Regions from separate parts of the Homo sapiens genome. Here region 1 is linked to region 2. Evidence: read pairs that join two places in POLR2A ChIA-PET (ENCODE). Cell type or tissue: A673. All regions are shown on one strand. Each heading gives the region's core, and the rest is flanking DNA. Links, peaks and the distances in the headings are about the cores only.

What was found. ChIA-PET counts read pairs that join two places held together with the same protein. Peaks named below come from ENCODE experiments on the same cell type or tissue, not always from the same donor. Only the 100,000 strongest peaks of a DNase experiment are listed, where the experiment ranks them.
Region 1: POLR2A ChIA-PET joins it to region 2 with 5 read pairs; 2 of 35 experiments call an interaction of 5 or more read pairs at or near these places.

Annotation. Positions count from the first base shown.
Region 1 is chr14:22,990,307-23,000,333 of GRCh38, reverse strand. C14orf93 (chromosome 14 open reading frame 93) reads left to right here. Exons shown (of 7, transcript NM_021944.4): 2 at 932-1,907; 3 at 4,066-4,386. The coding sequence starts at 1,311. It overlaps AJUBA-DT (AJUBA divergent transcript), which reads right to left. Exons shown (of 3, transcript XR_007064074.1): 3 at 1,904-3,160. Among named protein-coding and RNA genes, the nearest start is that of AJUBA-DT, 11 kb to the right of the region's middle. In A673, for the core only: a CTCF peak has its summit at 5,438 (motif pointing left); a DNase peak (open chromatin) is centred at 5,393; H3K4me3 peaks cover 350 bases; H3K27ac peaks cover 2,316 bases.
Region 2 is chr14:23,342,166-23,352,081 of GRCh38, reverse strand. SLC22A17 (solute carrier family 22 member 17) reads left to right here. Exons shown (of 10, transcript NM_016609.7): 2 at 1-134; 3 at 227-330; 4 at 2,656-2,810; 5 at 3,411-3,576; 6 at 3,776-3,921; 7 at 4,086-4,191; 8 at 4,351-4,568; 9 at 4,870-4,981; 10 at 5,146-5,764. The coding sequence ends at 5,434. Among named protein-coding and RNA genes, the nearest start is that of SLC22A17, 5.8 kb to the left of the region's middle. In A673, for the core only: no CTCF peak of the experiment used is centred there; no DNase peak of the experiment used is centred there.

The DNA of each region.
Region 1 (10,027 bases), core at 2,322-7,321, 350 kb after region 2:
TCAGAAGGATTTTTTTTCTATCATCAAGTATTATTTAGAAAATTACAATATTTATTAAGTTCCCGGGAGTGTTCTCAGTGGTACAAATCAACTTCTTTACCCCTTTTTTTCTCTCCTGGAGTAGTTTAGTTGCTTAACTACAGTAATTTAAAAGAAAGGCAGTTTGGTTTATTACTGACATTCTGGTTTCTCCTTTAATGGGGGCTGGTCATGCAGGCAAAGTGACAGCATAGCTGTTCAAACATTCCTGTTGAATTTTGGATCCACCCTTAAGGAGCTTGAGAAATGAAGATAAGGGGCCCCACGGGTGATTTCTCTGGGCTCCTGGCTGGAAGATTCAGGACAGCTAGTTTCCATTACAGAGGCTCATGGCCCAGGTACACGACTATGTGGGAAAGGGGGCTGTGCAGCCCTGGGTTACCCCAGCTCAATTCCCTGATCTTTTCATTTCATTTCCCTGCCCTCATCCCCAAAGCATTAATGATATAATATAACAGTGAGAAGTTGGTGACATGCTGAGGGCTGCAGTGATGGATGTATTCCTTATTTAGGAGTGTTACTCTGAATGCATTTGTATGAAAATTACAGAGAGGGTAGAATCATGATTGTCATGATTGTTAATGTCAACAAAAAGTGGTATCAGTTAAAAAAAAATACAACACTACATTGAAAGTAGCAATAACTGGATTCTGCTGTTATTCCTCTGACCTTGAAAAAGACATATAACTTCTCCACATGTCTCTTCTCTGGACCTGGAGTAATATGTTTCCTAGTGCTGTTGAGTAGATGAGGTAACTTATGTGAAGTGTTCTGAACACCTTAAGGAACAATGTCAAAGCAATGAAATGCAGTACCATTATTACAGTAAAGATGGTGAGGAGGAGGAGGAGACAGATCTACATTTTCTTCCTTAATCTTCTAATCTTTCCAGATGCCGGAAGGTCCTTCTGAATCCCTTCCCTGTTCCTTAGGTTGCACTAGTCGGGGGTTCCATGCTGGGGGGCAGAAGGAATGCTCTCTACCGTCTGAAACCGTTCATCAGGAAGGCCTTGATTTGTGATGTGCTAGGAGAGCACAGGATCTGCAAATAGAAGGCACCTGTCTCCCTTCTGCAGGCCGAGGAGAGGCCGCCATGGACTGTGTGCTTCTTCATGGCTTGTTTACTCTTCTTTCACAGACCCTACAGCTTGGGGCCTGGGCTCCTCTGACCATCCTCATTGAGAAAGGAAAGTGAGTCCAGAGAAGTTGATGCTTCCTACCTGTTGGAGCGGCCCAGCAGTGTAAGCGTGGTTGTTACTGCCCCATCCGCCATGTCCTTCAGTGCCACCATTCTCTTCTCCCCTCCCAGTGGCAGCGAGGCCAGATGCTGCTGCTGCGCCTGTAAGAGTGAGACTAATGGAGGCAACACAGGCTCCCAGGGTGGGAATCCTCCTCCCAGCACCCCCATCACAGTGACTGGACATGGCTTGGCTGTTCAGAGCTCAGAGCAGCTCCTGCATGTTATCTACCAGCGGGTCGATAAGGCAGTGGGTTTGGCTGAAGCTGCTCTGGGTCTTGCCAGGGCCAACAATGAGTTGTTAAAACGTCTCCAGGAGGAAGTGGGTGACCTGAGGCAAGGGAAAGTGTCCATCCCTGATGAAGATGGGGAAAGCCGGGCACATAGTTCCCCACCTGAGGAGCCTGGGCCTCTCAAGGAAAGTCCCGGGGAAGCCTTTAAGGCTCTGTCTGCCGTGGAAGAGGAGTGTGACAGCGTGGGCAGCGGCGTGCAGGTGGTGATTGAGGAGCTGCGGCAGCTGGGAGCAGCCTCAGTGGGGCCTGGGCCTTTGGGCTTCCCAGCAACTCAGAGGGACATGCGGCTCCCAGGGTGCACGCTGGCTGCCAGCGAGGCGGCCCCCCTGCTCAATCCTGTGAGTATGGCAGCAGAGGGCTATTCCTCCTAGGTGCTTTTCCTGGCTTTTCACTCTTTTTCCTTTCTGTTCTTTTCTTTCCATCTTTAAACCTTTTGTTTGTATTTGTGATAAAGCAAAACAGTACCACGTTTCCTTTTCCTTCAGGGATAGTCAGCTCTATTTTCTTCCTGAACCATCAGCTTCTTTGGCAGAAGGTCATTTTTTGCTGTGTGTAGTGATGGGGTGCCCTTCCCTCTCTCTCAGTAGCTCCGCATGGCACCTTCTCTTCCACAGCTGTCTCGGCTGCTCCATGGACTCTGCCTCTCCTGGCGAGGATGCCTGCCGTGCACAGACGGCTCATTCATATTTTATCGCAGGCCCTCTGCTTGCCAAGAGGAATTCAGTACAAAGAGAGATGGGAATGTACAGGGGAGAGAGGCAGAGGTGGAGAGAGGAGGAAAAAGTGAGAGGACAAAGATAAAGATAATAGAAGACAAGTATAGGGAGGGAAAGAGACAAGTAGAAATGAAGGGCTGAGGGAGGAGAAAAAGTGAAAAAAGGGAGCACAGAAGAAAGGTGAATCTATGTGGAAAGAGAATCTACACCACGGGAGAGAGACTATGAGGTAAGGCGAGGGGGAGGTAGAGGAAAGGAAATAAAATGGGAAATGAGAAAAAGAAATGGCCAACTGATTGTTAACAGTAAGAGAATAACATATAGGGAGAAAGAGGGAAGAAAAGAAGGAAGCAAGCAAGCATATTTTGTGAGCAGGAAAAGACATAGATGTACATTGTGCTATTTCAGTTTCTTTACTGCTTAAGGGCCATATGAGCAGGAAAATCCTGGCTGAGTAGAGTAAGAACTGCAGAATGTCACACATGGAAGTATGAAAAGGAGATGGAGCAACTATAGAGATCTTAGAGATAGGAAAATAACAGATGTGGTGCCACTTGAGAGACGGTTGGAGTTCTGTCAGCTCTCCACCTTATTCTCCGTCTGTCCTCTCTTTTTCTCCTCCCCCCACAACAAGACATAGACACCCAGTAAAGAGTAAAGGAGCAGAACACATGGAGTAGATGGGAGGGATGAAACTCCCAGCCCATCTGCTGGATCTGAGAAATGAATACATAAACCCCTCTCTCCCCCTCCAGTGTAACACAGCAACTGGTCATTGCTCTCCTGAAGGCACAGCCATATGGGTAATGGCCACTGCTGCTCACCCCAGTCTGTGGCTGGTCAGGACTCTCCGTGGTTCCAGCTCAAGGGAGGACCTGGAAGGTGGGAGGCAGAAAGGTACCAGGCTAGGCATTGCCCTGAGCTGTGGGTTCTTTGAGGCAGGAAAGGCTTCCAAGCCGACAGGATGGAATTAGATTTCACAGCGCAGAAAGCAGCTCACAGGTCTATAAATCTCAGCCTCCTCCCCCGCATCTTTCTGTGTGTGTGTGTGTGTGTGTGTGTGTGCGTGTGCGTGTGTGTCCCCACTTTCAGTATTTTGTTTTCTTGACTGCAGAAATCCCCCCTCCTTTCTTCCTCCCTCTCTCCCTTGCTCCCTTCTTCCTTTCCCGGCTCTGTATGTCCTTGAGTGAGGGCACAGGCAGTCAGGTAGATGTCAGGGGCTATGACAGTCGAATGTGGCCGGGGCAGGATCAAGGTGAGGGCATGGACTGACTCTGGGAATGGAGGATAGGTGAGGGGAGCTGTTGCTGCCAGTCTCTCTAGGGATTTCTGACTTTATGTCTTCCTCCTTTGCTCATTTGTCTTTTATGTCTCCTCTTTATTGCTGTTACTGTTTTATTTTCTTACTCCTTCTCTTGCTTGGTTTCTTTCTTGTCATCACTTCTTCACCCAGTCCTTTCAGACAAAACACTTATCTAGCTCCATTTCTTATATCCAAGAGCTATCCATAAATGACTATTCACCAACAGTGTCAGAAACATGCTTTCTCCTTGTGAGCAGCCCTATGGTAACAACCCAACATGAGAGGCCCTGTACACACAAGAAATATTTGCCCAACACTCATAGGAGTCCCAGAGAAACAAGCCATTGACCATTAAAGACTGTGCTAGAGTTCCCCTTCTTTCCACTTTCTGTTCACTATTCTTAGCCAAAGAATGATGGTTAACCAGGTTCCCCTAAGCCTGGCTGGCTAATAGGCTATTATTTTTTATGTTCTTAGCTGGTGGATGATTACGTGGCCTCTGAGGGTGCAGTACAGCGAGTTCTGGTCCCTGCTTATGCCAAGCAACTCTCACCAGCCACACAACTGGCAATCCAGCGGGCAACCCCAGAGACAGGACCAGAAAATGGAACCAAGCTGCCACCACCCCGCCCTGAGGACATGCTCAATGCCGCTGCTGCGCTGGACAGTGCCTTGGAAGAGTCAGGCCCTGGGAGCACTGGGGAGCTGAGACACTCTCTAGGGCTGACCGTTTCCCCATGCAGGACCAGAGGAAGTGGGCAGAAGAACTCCAGGCGCAAGCGGGATCTTGTACTCTCTGTGAGTGAGCTCAGTTTCTATAAATTTTTCTTCAGTCTGGAGAGATAAGTGAAGAGTGATGGGTGGGTTGATTTTAGGCCTCCCATATTGAATGAATGCTGTACTGAATCCTACCAGAGTGGGAGGGATAAGGAGAGAGGTTATTCTGTAACACTAGGGATAGGAAGTCCCCTGCTAAACATCAAGCTTTTAGGCTTTTCCAGATAATGTGATATCTTCCTTTATATCACATCTCCTGGTGTTCTTTTTTTTTTTTTTTTTTTTTTTTGAGTCAGAGTCTCACTCTGTCACCCAGGCTGCAGTGCAATGGCATGATCTCAGCTCACTGCAACCTCCACCTCCCAGGTTCAAGCGATTCTCCTGCCTCAGCCTCCTGAGTAGCTGGGATTACAGGCACGTGCCACCACCCCCAGCTAATTTTTGAATTTTCAGTAGAGACCAGGTTTTGCCATGTTGGTCAGGCTGGTCTCGAACTCCTGAGCTCAGGTTATCCACCCGCCTCGGCCTCCCAAAGTACTGGGATTACAGGCGTGAGCCACCATGCCCAGCCTTCCTAGTGTTCTAATAATCCTGATGAGAAGATCTTTAAGGGATTGAGCAGATTGGTCACCAAAGGGTAACTCTGGAAATTGCCTGCAAATTAAGCTAGTGTGCAGAGTAAGTGACAAGGGGCACCTTGGGTGGAAAAGCAAGTGAAGCTGTCCTGAGGTGGTCTCAAGCTTCAGAGATGCAGAGAGTCACTAGACCTTCAGCTCAGTTATAGAGGTTTGGAGATTCCAGTCATTCCAAGAGCTCTTAGCCAGGAAGGGACTGGCCTGAACCAGGTCTGCCTGAACACTTCTTGGCGTGGCTGGGAGCCCAAAGAACATCCTGCTGAGCTGGGAGTCCCCATCCTGGCAGCTGACCAAACCTAGAGAAGTTCTAGGGCAGTAGTTCTCAACCTGGGGTGATTTTACCCTCAGGAGACATTTGGAAACATCTGGAGACGTTTGTGATTATTACAACTGGTGGGTGGCCGGGGGCAGGGGAAGGAGAATGCTACTGACATCTAGTGGGTGTTCTGCTAAACATCCTGCAGTGCACACGACAGCCCCCATAACAAAGAATTATCCAGCTCAAAATGCCAATAGTGAAGAGGTTGAGAAACCTTCTTTAAAGTGACCACAGTCTTTGGGATCAACTCTGTACCCAAAAACTTCTTTTTTTTTTTTTTCTTTCTTGAGACAGGGTCTCACTCCCATTGCCCAGGCTGGAGTGCAGTGGTGTGATCATGGCTCACTGCAGCTTCGACTTCCCAGGCTCAAGTGATCTCCCACCTCAGCCTCCCGAGTAGCTGGGATTACAGGCATGCACCACCATGCCTGGCTTATTTTTTGTATTTTTGTATTTTAGTTGCCCAGGCTGGTCTCACAAAAGCTTTTTTCTGACAACTGTGGGGATATTGTTTTTAGTCTCGCTCTGTCACCCAGGCTGGAGTGCAGTGGCGTGATTTCAGCTCACTGCAAGCCTCCCAGGTTCAAGCGATTCTCCTGCCTCACCCTCCCGAGTAGTTGGGATTACAGACTTGCACCACCACGCCTGGCTAATTTTGTATTTTAGTAGAGATGGGGTTTCACCATGTTGGCCACGCTGGTCTTGAACTCCTGAGATCAGGCAATTCACCCACCTCGGCCTCCCAAAGTGTTGGGATTACAGGCGTGAGCCACCATGCCTGGCTGGAGATATTCTTTAGCCATACAATGTTCATATTGACTATAATGAGTTTATAGTTACAATTTGCATAAAAGCAGGATTTTCCATCACTTCCATTCCACTTGTGCCTGCTGCCTCCAGAGAGAGGTACAGCATTGAGGCCTGGCTTCTTCCTTCCCTTAGGAGAGTGTGGTGGAACTGAAGACCTGCAGGAAGGACAGTATCCTCACTCACCATCATGCTCTCTCTATTCTGTGCTTGAGAAGGATCTGGAGGACTAGTCAGGGAGTTCTGCTGCCCATCATGGAGGAAGGTTTAAAATGTTCTTGTGGCAGACTGTGGGTTTAGAGGGGGAGGGACAGTTATTCCAATCTTTAGCTCTGGGACAGAATCAAAGAGGCATCTCTCCAATCTGCTGAGGCTCTTGAGGATTGCTGCTAGGGATCCTGTGAACCAAAAGGATCAAACCAGAATTCTTAATTCCTTGGAATGCTGCAGATCCCAGCCACTCCTTGGGGAAATATTTTTAGCTTATTCAGGAGGTAGGTGAGCCAACAGCCTTTACAGTCCTCACACTTATTGTCTAGAGTATTTTCCCTTTCCATGTCAAGCCTGTTTTGATTTTTATCAGCTGATCTCTTCCAAGCCACTTGAGTTGGAAGCTTTGTAACTCCCTTTTTTCTTTCCCCTTTTTTTGTTTTTTGTTTTTTTGAAACTCTCCCAAATACTTTCTGAAACATTCGCCCACTCCTTTGTGATTCCTTAAGTGTGGACTACTAAGAGGTAAAATAACTATGTTGAATATGCAGCTAGTATAATAATGGTCCTTTTTACAGAGTGGAGACCCTAGCCATAAAGAGTTGACAATACTTTCCTAAGTTGGTATGGTGAATCAGCCATAGAGGTAGAAGGATAAATTGGGGATTTCTGAATATGGAGCTGAAAAGTCCTTGGATCAGGATATTAATCTGTCAGTTTGGGACTGGGTAACTTCCACTGACTGAGGGAGCTTGGGATGAAAATACAATCAGAAACAACTAAACTTAATTGAAGGACATGTTAAAACCCTGCATTAGGGCCGGGTGCGGTGGCTCACGCCTGTAATCCCAGCACTCTGGGAGGCCAAGGCGGGCAGATCACCTGAGGTCAGGAGTTTGAGACTAGCCTGGCCAACATGGTGAAACCACGTCTCTACTAAAGATACAAAAATTAGCTGGGCGTGGTGGCGTGCGCCTGTAATCCCAGCCACTTGAGAGGCTGAGGTAGGAGAATCACTTGAACCTGGGAGGCGGAGGTTGCAGTGAGCTGAGACCACACCACTGCACTCTAGCCTGGACAACAGAGCAAGACTCTGTCTCTTAATAAATAAATAAAGCTGGGCGTGGTGGCTCATGCCTGTAATCCCAGCACTTTGGGAAGCCGAGGTGGGTGGATCACGAGGTCAGGAGTTCAAGACCAGCCTGGCCAACATGGTGAAACCCCATCTCTACCAAAAATACAAAAATTAGCTGGGAATGGTGGTGCATTCCTGTAATCCCAGCTAACTAGGGAGGCTGAGCCAGGAGAATTGCTTGAACCAGGACCCTGGAGGCAGAGGTTGCAGTGAGCCGAGATCACGCCACTGCACCCCAGCCTGGGCTACAGAGTAAGACTCCATCTCAAAAAAATAAAAAATAAAAATAAATAAATAAATAAATAAATAAATATTTTAGGTGCTATTATGGGCAAAACTGGGAACAGATTTTGAAGCATCTAAGGCAAAACTTTTTCTTTCTTTTTTTTTTTTTTTTGAAACAGAGTCTCACTTTATTGCCCAGGCTGGAGTGCAGTGGCACGATCTCAGCTCACTGCAACCTCCGCCTCCTGGGTTCAAGCAATTCCTCTGTCTCAGCCTCCTGAGTAGCTGGGACTACAGTCGCACGCCACCACGCCTGGCTAATTTTTGTATTTTTAGTAGAGATGAGGTTTCACCATGTTGGTCAGGCTGGTCTCGAGCTCCTGACCTCAGGTGATCCACCCGCCTTGGCCTCCCAAAGTACTGGGATTACAGGCATGAGCCACCACGCCCAGCCGGCAAAACTTTTTAATGAGTAGAAATGTTCAACAATAGAATAAGCTGACTCAGAATGGAGAACTCATCATTAGATGGGTATAAACAAAGTGGAAAGACAGCCTGTTTAATGATGTGAAAGGGAGATTGGGTAATATAATATAGCCTCCACGGTCTTTTCCGATTCACGTTTCTGTTATTTTAGATTTCTGTTTTTCAGACCATGGTGTATATACTCCAGAGATTTGTGGTAACACATGAAGAAATACATAAAGCCACAGACAAACCCGGGGCTTTTGCCTGGGTCATCAGTTTTACTAGCAGATTCCAGAAGATGGCCAGGCACGGTGGCTCATGCCTGTAATCCCAGCACTTTGGGAGGCTGAGGCAGGTGGTTCACGAGGTCAAGAGATCAAGACCATCCTGGCCAACATGGTGAAACCCCATCTCTACTAAAAATACAAAAATTAGCTGGATGTGGTGGTGGTGCACCTGTAGTCCCAGCTACTCGGGAGGCTGAGGCAGGAGAATTGCTTGAACCCGGGAGGTGGAGGTTGCAGTGAGCCGAGATCCCGCCATTGCACTCCAGCCTGGCAACAGAGTGAGACTCTGTCTCAAAAAGAAAAAAGAAAAATTGCAGAAGACATTTTTATATTAAACAGGCCCGGTGCGGTGGCTCACACCTGTAATCCCAGCACACTTTGGGAGGCTGAGGTGGGTAGATCACAAGGTTAGGAGTTCGAGACCAGCCTGACCAACATGGTGAAACCCCATCTCTACTAAAAATACAAAAATTAGCTGGATGTGGTGGTGGTGCACCTGTAGTCCCAGCTACTCAGGAGGCTGAGGCAGGAGAATTGCTTGAACCCGGGAGGCGGAGGATGCAGTGAGCTGAGATGGCACCACCTGCCTTGGCCTCCCAAAGTACTGGGATTACAGGCATGAGCCACCGCGCCCGGCTGGCAAAACTTTTTAATGAGTGCACTCCAGCCTGGGTGACAGAGTGAAACTCTGTCTCAGAAAGAAAAAAAAAAAGAAAAGAAATACAAATACATTTTGAAGAAAAAATTTAAATGTGCAAGAGTAGGGGCCGGGCGCAGTGGCTTACACCTGTAATCCCAGCACTTTGGGAGGCCGAGGCGGGCAGATCATGAGGTCAGGAGATTGTGACCATCCTGGCTAACACGGTGAAACCCCGTCTCTACTAAAAATACAAAAAATTAGCCGGACGTGGTGGCAGGCACCTGTAGTCCCAGCTACTCAGGAAGCTGAGGGAGGAGAATGGCGTGAACCCGAGAGGCAGAGCTTGCAGTGAGCCAAGATCGTGCCACTGCACTCCAGCCTGGGCGACATAACGAGACTCCGTCTCAAAAAAAAAAAAAAGAAAAGGAAAGAAAAAAAAGTGCAAGAGAAGGGGACTTCAGGAAATGTTCACTTGGCTGGGCGTGGTGGCTCATGCCTGTAATCCCACCACTTTGGAAGGTCAAGGCGGGCAGATCACCTGAGATCAGGAGTTTAAGACCAGCCTGGCCAACATGGTGAAACCCCGTCTCTACAAAAATACAAAAATTAGCCAGGCATGATGGCAGGTGCCCGTACTCTGAGCTACTCGAGAGGCTGAGGCGGGAGAATCGCTTGAACCCGGGAGGCAGAGGTTGCAGTGAGCCGAGATCGCGCCACTGCACTCTAGCCTGGGCGACAGAGCAAGACTCCATCTCAAAAAAAAAAAAAGAAAGAAAAGTAAAAAAGAAATGTTCACTCGCAGTACTCCTGGTGTATACTTGCTTTCTCGTTGCTATCAGGGGTATGTTCATGGAAATGTTTGAGACCCTCTGCTCCAGTGATCACACTACTCAGGAGCAGAAGTAAGGCCAGGGATGATCCTGGAATCCTGACACA
Region 2 (9,916 bases), core at 462-5,461:
CCAGCGCCGCCAGCCGTGTCGCCACCAGTACCGACCCCTCGTGCAGCGGCTTCGCCCCGCCGGACTTCAACCATTGCCTCAAGGATTGGGACTATAATGGCCTTCCTGTGCTCACCACCAACGCCATCGGCCAGGTGAGGCGGCCAGGCGGGCCGCGGGTCTGGGGGCGGGCAGAGAGCGGCGAGGGCGGGGCCTCACGCCCGCTGCACCCTTCTCACATCCCCAGTGGGATCTGGTGTGTGACCTGGGCTGGCAGGTGATCCTGGAGCAGATCCTCTTCATCTTGGGCTTTGCCTCCGGCTACCTGTTCCTGGGTTACCCCGCAGACAGGTGAGGGCTGTCGTGGGGGCAGGGCTGGTAGAAAGGAGGGGGTGCTAGGGAAGCTAACCCAAGCAGCGGGCGTTTACAGGAGGTCGAAGACGATTCGCTGGACTCTGCAGTCTTCTCTGGACTTCTATTCAATGGTCTATCCATGTCTCAACTTCACTCTCCATCAAGAAATACCCCTTCCCTACCTCTTCCGCGCAAGGGAATGACTCGACCTCTATGGACTATTAGTCCCATTCCCACTAATTAGTGGCCCCCTATCCGTGAATCAATGGCCTCATCTCCAAAGAGAATAGTCTCATCCCCACTAACAGCCCACATGGACTGTTCGCTCCATCTCAGTGACCTCATTCCTGAAGATCAATATGTTAATTCCTAAACACCAACAGCTCCATTCCCACTGATCAATAGTTCAACTTCACAAACAAATTACCCCATTTCTGACCAGCGACCCCTCCCCTACAAGTCAACTAACTATCTCCAAAGACAATATCCTCAGACCCAGTAACCCACAGTCCCATGCCTGCCACCAAATGACCCAACGCTCTGTAGGGGAATAGCCCATAGATTAGCAGTCATACCCTCATGGATCCTCAGGGCTTTGAGATCCTCTCACCGAAATCCCCGTTTCCATGAGTCGGTAGCTTCACCTCTAGAGATCAACAACCCAATCCCAGCAACCAATAACTCTTCCCACAGATCAAAAATCTCATCTCTGATTCTGGTCACCTTCACCACTGACCAGATGCTCTCACTGCACTAAACTTCCGATTAGACTCAGCCCCATTGATCCACAGTTCCATCCAAGTGGATTAATAACTCAACTTCTGTGGATCAAAGCCATCCCAACATTCAATAGTCCAGTTCCTTAAAATCAATACCCATCCTCACTGCCCAATAGTCACACACCTCTGTGGGCCAATGATCCGAAACCCACAGGTCAATAGCCCATCCCTATGCATCAGTGGCCTCATTGCCACAGACCAGTAGCCTCATTCCTATGGAACCATGGTTTCATCCCCAAAGATCAATAATTTGGTCTTCTAAAATCTGTAGCCTTCAGCACATTAACCAATAAGCCCATCCTCATGGAAAAATGCCCCACCCCATTAGATCAATAGCCTAACTCCCAGGGATTGGTGCCCCTTTTGCAATGACCAGAGGCTCCCTATCTTCATCTCCATAGATCAATGGTCTTATCCCCAAAGATCAATAGCCCAGCCTCCAAGAATCAGTAACCATGTCTTCACTAACTCATAGTTAGTGACCATAATCACTTACCAATAGTCTCATCTCCCCTGGTCTGTGACCTTATCCTTACTGATTATTCCCATGGATTAATAGATTCATCCCACTGATCAATAGTCCTACCTTATGGATTAATACACCCATGTCTATGTCCCCACTGATCTTTCTTTTTTCTTTCTTTTTTTTCTTTTTTCTTTCTTTTTGAGATGGAGTCTCGCTCTGTTGCCCAGGCTGGAGTGCAGTGGCATAATCTCAGCTCACTGCAACCTCTGCCTCCCAGGTTCAAGCGATTCTCCTGCCTCAGCCTCCCGAGTAGCTGAGACTACAGGCACCTGCCACCACACCTGGCTAATTTTTGTATTTTTAGTAAGGATGGGGTTTCACCATATTTGTCAGGCTGGTCTTGAACTCCTGACCTCGTGATCTGCCAGCCTCGGCCTCCCAAAGTGCTGGGATTACAGGTGTGAGCCACTGCGCCCAGCCTGACCATTCTTAATGTATTAATAGACCAATGTCCCACCTCCATGGAACAATGGCCTCATCTCCAAAAATCAATTACTCAGTCCCCTAATATCATTGGCTTTACCTTCACTGACCAGTAGTATCCTCATGCACAAGTGGCCAATGGCCTCCCCTCCACAGGTTAATAGTTCCAACTCCGTATATCAATGAACCCCCCTCCCACATCTCCTCTGAACAGTCTGAGCAAGATAAGCTCCAGGCCCACTGACCATTAGCTCTGTTCCTAAGGATGAATGGTCCCAAATCCCCTAAGCAATATCCCATCCCCTCTGTTGAGTGATGTCACATCCATTGACAAGTGCCCTAATCTCTGACCAATAGCCCAAGAGTCAATGTTCCCACCTCTTAAAGAACCACAACCACACCCCAGTGCCCAGTAGCCAGGCATCACCCACCCATGGTCCCCATCCCTCCCCATCTTCTCAAGCCTCTGTCCAACTCTTGCTCCCAGAACTTCATTCTCATACCTCTAGCTCTGAAGTGTGCAGCTGGGTCTTACCCAGCAACTTTCCCACCACCAGAGAGTCTGGGTGACCAGAAGCCCTTCCCACTTTCTAGATTTGGCCGTCGCGGGATTGTGCTGCTGACCTTGGGGCTGGTGGGCCCCTGTGGAGTAGGAGGGGCTGCTGCAGGCTCCTCCACAGGCGTCATGGCCCTCCGATTCCTCTTGGGCTTTCTGCTTGCCGGTGTTGACCTGGGTGTCTACCTGATGCGTAAGTGGCACCCTCCCAGAATTCCCTCCCTTGGGTCTCATGCCTACCTGCCTGCATCGCCAGGCCATCCTCACTGCCCCCTAGGCCACATTTCAGCTGCCTAGAATCTCAGCTATCTTTCTGCCCAGGCCCCCTTGAAGAATCCAGGGCTCTTGCTTCTCTCTACACCTATCTCCCCCTCCCGACAATCTTTAAAGTCTTTGTCCTGGACTTACTGCTGCCAAGGAATAAGGTGCTATTCCCCTGATAGCAGTAAGTCCAGGGACAAGGATTGTCCCTAGCTGTGTGACCTTGGACAAGGGTTGATGTGAAGGTCAAATAAGAGGCCTGATGGGAAAGGGCCTATAAATTGGAAATGTTGAACACTCACCCAGGACTCTGGCCCTAGAGCCCTCCTAGGTTTGAGCAGGAGAGGAGAGAGGGCTGAACAGTCTCCCCAGTCCTTGCCACCCAGAGGTTAGCAAGGGAGGCAATGGCTGCAGCCTCCACTCTGGGTCTGACCTCTCTCTCTGTCCTCCTCCCTCCCTCTTTCTTCTTCTCTCTTATGCCTTCTTCCTCCCTGGCCTCCCTCTCCTCTCTCCACCCCTGCTGTATCTCCAGGCCTGGAGCTGTGCGACCCAACCCAGAGGCTTCGGGTGGCCCTGGCAGGGGAGTTGGTGGGGGTGGGAGGGCACTTCCTGTTCCTGGGCCTGGCCCTTGTCTCTAAGGATTGGCGATTCCTACAGCGAATGATCACCGCTCCCTGCATCCTCTTCCTGTTTTATGGGTCAGTATTACCCTTCACCTGTCGTCTGGCAATTCCCATCTCTGCCTCCAAACTAGCCCTAGCCCGGAGACCCCTCCTCTTCTCCAACTACCCCTGGTCCAGGCCTACCCCAGCCCCAGTCCCTCAGAGGTGCACATTTCCCACCCCTAGATCAGGAGAAGGGAGGCCTCACAGTATACCCCTTCCCCCCTGCCCCCAGCTGGCCTGGTTTGTTCCTGGAGTCCGCACGGTGGCTGATAGTGAAGCGGCAGATTGAGGAGGCTCAGTCTGTGCTGAGGATCCTGGCTGAGCGAAACCGGCCCCATGGGCAGATGCTGGGGGAGGAGGCCCAGGAGGCCCTGCAGGGTAAGAGACAGGGATCCCTGTGAGTGTTGCCTCACTTGCACACATGATGGTGCCCTCTGCATGGCTGTAGCTGTGCCACCTTCTCCCAGGGTCCCCACCACCCATGTGGGAGGATCCTGGGATCTCAGGGTTTTCTTCTGACAGCTCCTCTCTCTCTCCCAAAGACCTGGAGAATACCTGCCCTCTCCCTGCAACATCCTCCTTTTCCTTTGCTTCCCTCCTCAACTACCGCAACATCTGGAAAAATCTGCTTATCCTGGGCTTCACCAAGTGAGCCTGGGTGTCTGGGCTGAGGGCCAGGCCAGTAGCTGGAATGGGGGCTGGCTGGGTGGGAAGGCCCGGGGACCCCTGCGGAGGACCATCAGCACTGTAGAAGGCTGCGGGAGGGGATTCAGGCTCTGTTCGTTGCTTCCCCACCCCTTCTCACAGCTTCATTGCCCATGCCATTCGCCACTGCTACCAGCCTGTGGGAGGAGGAGGGAGCCCATCGGACTTCTACCTGTGCTCTCTGCTGGCCAGCGGCACCGCAGCCCTGGCCTGTGTCTTCCTGGGGGTCACCGTGGACCGATTTGGCCGCCGGGGCATCCTTCTTCTCTCCATGACCCTTACCGGCATTGCTTCCCTGGTCCTGCTGGGCCTGTGGGATTGTGAGCATCCTATCTTCCCCACAGTGTGGGCTCAACAAGGGAACCCCAACAGAGGTGCTTCAGACAGGCACAGCCATTTCTTCTGGCACAGGCCTCCCAAGACAAGCCCCAGACCCTGCCCAGCTCTTCCACGAGCCTCCACCTGGCCCCACAGCCCCATCTGCTCTCCCAGTCAATTACTGAATGCCCAGAGCCTGCCCAGCTAGAGCCATGGGAACAGAGAGCCAAGGGGATGACACCCGGGACTAGGCCAGCCTTGACCTCCCCACCTGCATTCATATCATCCCTCTTGCTTCTGCAGATCTGAACGAGGCTGCCATCACCACTTTCTCTGTCCTTGGGCTCTTCTCCTCCCAAGCTGCCGCCATCCTCAGCACCCTCCTTGCTGCTGAGGTCATCCCCACCACTGTCCGGTGAGAGCAGGGGTGCCCCCAGGGGCAGAGCCGGGCCCCCTCGCCTCCCGCTCCCCCACCCCACCCCTGAGGACAGGGCCTGCGGGCTGGAGGAGGGGGGCTGCGGGAGAAGGGCCCAGCAAGGCTACAGCTGTGGGCTGAGCTCCTCCTCTGTCTCCCCCCAGGGGCCGTGGCCTGGGCCTGATCATGGCTCTAGGGGCGCTTGGAGGACTGAGCGGCCCGGCCCAGCGCCTCCACATGGGCCATGGAGCCTTCCTGCAGCACGTGGTGCTGGCGGCCTGCGCCCTCCTCTGCATTCTCAGCATTATGCTGCTGCCGGAGACCAAGCGCAAGCTCCTGCCCGAGGTGCTCCGGGACGGGGAGCTGTGTCGCCGGCCTTCCCTGCTGCGGCAGCCACCCCCTACCCGCTGTGACCACGTCCCGCTGCTTGCCACCCCCAACCCTGCCCTCTGAGCGGCCTCTGAGTACCCTGGCGGGAGGCTGGCCCACACAGAAAGGTGGCAAGAAGATCGGGAAGACTGAGTAGGGAAGGCAGGGCTGCCCAGAAGTCTCAGAGGCACCTCACGCCAGCCATCGCGGAGAGCTCAGAGGGCCGTCCCCACCCTGCCTCCTCCCTGCTGCTTTGCATTCACTTCCTTGGCCAGAGTCAGGGGACAGGGAGAGAGCTCCACACTGTAACCACTGGGTCTGGGCTCCATCCTGCGCCCAAAGACATCCACCCAGACCTCATTATTTCTTGCTCTATCATTCTGTTTCAATAAAGACATTTGGAATAAACGAGCATATCATAGCCTGGACTTCCCTCCCTTCTGTTTGTCCTTCTATCTCTTGGGGGAAGGTTTTTCTCAGTGGAATGCACACCGATAACAAGCTCCCCTCTCCCTCCTTGTGCCCTGCCCCCAGTGGTGACTTACAGACAACTGTCACCACTTACTGACTGCTTGCACTGCTGCCAGAACTGGCCTAAGCACTTGACACACTTCGTATCATTTAATTTTTACAGCATTGCAAGGTAGGTGTTTGGATCAATTAGGGGTTGTTGTTGTTGTTGTTGTTGTTGTTTGTTGTTGTAAGCAATAAAAACTGGCTCTAATGAACTTAAGCAAAAAGGGAATTATTCGATTTGGTGGGGCAGGTTGTGGTGGGAGCTCACAGAATGAAGGAGAAGCAGAACTCGTCGTAAAATAACTAGTCAGGAGCGGAGAAGGCTCCTTGTCTGAGGAGCAAAAACCAGCAACATTTTTGTCAGGGCTTCTTCTAGATGAATGAGCTCCAGTGCAATTTAATCTTTGGGTTATCCCACTGAAGATTAATTTCCAGAGAGCATGTCACTGGCTAGCTAGAGTAACATGCCTCCCACACCCCTATTTCTCCCAACTGGGAATAGGTAAAGCAAAATTTGGGCACTGTTAGCAGAAGCGGGACTGGGTGTCACTCAGAAAAAAACAATGGAAGCTCAGTACAGCATTCTTATTCTCTTAAACAAGATGAGAAAACTTATGGTCAGAGAGACTCAGTAACTGGCCCAAGGTTACAAAGCTAATGAGTGGCAAAGCTGAGACATGATTAGATCCCAGAGAGCTCTTCATGGATGCATACTGTAGTCACCTTCCCAACTCTTCTAACTTTTGGGCACATTCCTTGGAAGGCAAGAGTGGGTTCTCTTGGCTCTCTGGAAGGTGGCAGCAGAAAACTGAGACTTCTACCTCAGTGCCAGGGCCTCCCTCTTAAACCACATCTGGTTTGGCTTTACCACTTTGGGCAAATCTCTTAGCTTCCAACTTCCTTTAAGACTTGCTATGAGGATTAAACAAGGTAATGTATCCTAAGTGTCTCTTAAACTACCCCCACTAGGTGTAAGCTGTGTAAACCAAAAATTATCTGAGACAAGTCTCAATCAATTTAGAAAGTTTATTTTGCCAAGGTTAAGGATGCACCCATGATACAGCCTCAGGAGGTCCTGAGGACACGTGCCCAAAGTGGTCGAAGTACAGCTTGCTTTGTACATTTTAGGGAGATGTAATACATCAATCAGTACGTGCAGGATTTACAATGGTTGGATCTGGAAGAGCCGGGACAACTCAAAGGCAGGGCCAGGGGCTTCCAGGCCGTAGTTAGATTTAAACATATTCTGATTGGCAATTGGTTGAAAGAGTAATTATCAGTAGAAAGGAATGTTTGGGTTAAGATAAGGGGTTTTGGAGACCTAGGTTTTATCATGAAGATGAAGGCTTCAGAGAAAATAGATTGTAAATGTTCCTTATCAGACTTAGGTTTGTGTTGATGTTAACACTGGAGGGATATAATGAGGCATGTCGGACCCCCACTTCCCATCATGACCTGCAGCAGCCTTTCAGGTTAAATTTTAGGGTGCTCTGGCCAAGGGGGGAGTCCATTCAGATGGTTGCAGGGTGGGTGGCGAGGTGTTTGAGTTTTATTTTTAGTTTACATTCTCCCCCTTCTGGCCAAGATTTGCCAGAGACAACATTAATGGCCACCAATTGTAATTTTGTTCCATAGCACTGCCTGGGTGACATGGCTGCCTGCCCCAGGTCCATCTTGTCCCTCAGTGGGACTCCCTATGGCCGAGGGACTTACAGTCAACAAGACTTACAGCCAATTAATTGCTCTAGGCTAGATAGTAACGGACATGGACAGGCATTCATCCCTTAAAATTGTTTTTTCTTTTAAGTAGAAAGTGAACAAACAAAAGCCAAAGGAGAGGTTACAAAATTGACTTATTTTTAAACTTCTATGCATTAAGCTACTATAATCTTGGTTTTAGTTACAGACTTATAGCAATTAACTATATAAAACATAAGCATTGTTCAAAAAAAGATTTAATATATATCTATCAGCACAACTTATAACGGAAGTATTATACCCAGGAGGCTGGGTGAGTCACAAGGTATCTTTATCCTATCAGTAATTATTTTATTTTAATTCTACAGGAAGTAGGAATTTTTTTTTTTTTTTTTTTTGAGATGGAGTCTCACTCTGTTCCCCAGGCGGGAGTGTAGTGGCGCAATCTCGGCTCACTACAACCTCTGCCTCCCGGGTTCAAGCAATTCTCCTGTCTCAGCCTCCTGAGGAGCTGGGATTACAGGTGTACGCCACCATGCCCGGCTAATTTTTTGTATTTTTAGTAGAGACAGGGTTTCACCATGTTGGCCAGACTGGTCTTGAACTCCTGGCCTCTCAGAGTGCTGGGATTACAGGCGTGAGCCACCAGGCCCAGCCAGAAAATTCTTCATGGTTGGGATGGATGCAAAGATGACACATGATAGCTTAGAAGACAAAGTCCTTTATTTTACCATCTGTTTACGTGTCTTTGTACCCATCCTTGATTTGGAGGGCCTGACCTTGAACTGATTCTATCCCTTAAAACCAACCCTTCACCATTTCACGCGTCCACCTCATCCACCACAGTTACTGGGCTTAGAGAGAAGGTGCTCATATAGTCTTAGCAGCAGGGCATTTTCAGTGAATAACAGATCCGGCCCAGTGGGATGCCAAATGAGGTAGAGTCACATCCCTGGTCTTCAGACTACCATGATTTTGGTTTCCTAGGAAATAAAACAAGGACAGATAAATAACATAAATATTTTGACAATCAAAAGAATATTTGTATGTCAGAACAGAAAAAGGGAGCTATTCTATTAGAGTACCGACTAAACATATGAAGAAAAATTATAATGTGATACTCTTCAGAGGATTATTGTAGCCAAGAAATAATTCGTTCTTCGATCTGCACTCAAAAACAAAAGCCAGGGCTGAAATTTGTGTACAAAATAAATTTTAGGCTTATTATACTTTGCCTGATTATTCATATAAAGTGCAGCAAGAATTGTTTGGCCATATAGGCTTCTATTAAGTTGGCTTTGCTGGAACTTTACCTACAAATATGTTATTCTAGTCAAAGCCTTGGCAAAATAACCAGCGTCTCCAATTGCTCTGTTCTAAAAGACTCTTACTAAGCTTATGCAAATGACTGTATTGTCATGAACTCACAATCCAAATTTTGGAGAACTCAGATAGATAGAAAGGCAAATTTGCTTACAAACACATACTTCACCCAGTTGCTTTAAACTGTGAATAACTCAAAAGAAAAGGATTTGTTTGACACTTCTATAGCCAGAACAGGGGCTTTCAAACAGGATGTTTGTTCACCTTGGAACTGCCATTCACAAGCCAAACAGCTAATGAGAGTTGTCTATCAGGCACTGTAGAATCTAGTAGCTCCTCACATAGTTAGAATCAGTCCTAGGGAAAAAAATTTTAAAAAAAGAGGCTTCCTGCTCATAAGGATCTCCTCCTTGTATCCTCAGGTAGCAAGATCTTATGTAAACCATTTTTATTTTGTCATGGTGCTCCTTTGGGCACCATTATTTCCATTGGCATAAGATAGCTTCTGTCAACATTCCACAGCAAGGCAGTAAATGCCCCTCAAGTGGAAATTCTCTAGCCCAGTCACTGTCATTGGGAAGTGCCCACAGTCTTTTGCCATCAGCACGAATAAATGCTCCACAAAGGGCTATAAAGTGGCGCATTTGTTTGACTGGCACTCCAGCTTCTACCCTACACTTTGTGGGCTCAGGCAATCTTACTAGTTCCCATTTGGCGTGTCCAATTAACATTTCTGAAAGAGCAGATTTACATGCCTTCGGTTTTATGGCACTAGATAGGGAAAACACCCCCCAATTAGATACAATCAATACCCATTTTCTTTCTGTTTTTGTTTTTTTTTTAGATGGAGTTCAGTTCGTTGCCCAGGCTGGAGTGCAATGGCACCATCTTGGCTCACTGCAACCTCAACCTCCCAGACAATAACAATTTTCATAAAACATTTAGGTAAAGGAGTTACAATTACCTTACATAAAGCCTATTTATGTAAACATCTCAAATTTCATAATCCCATCAACCTGTACTTTTTTT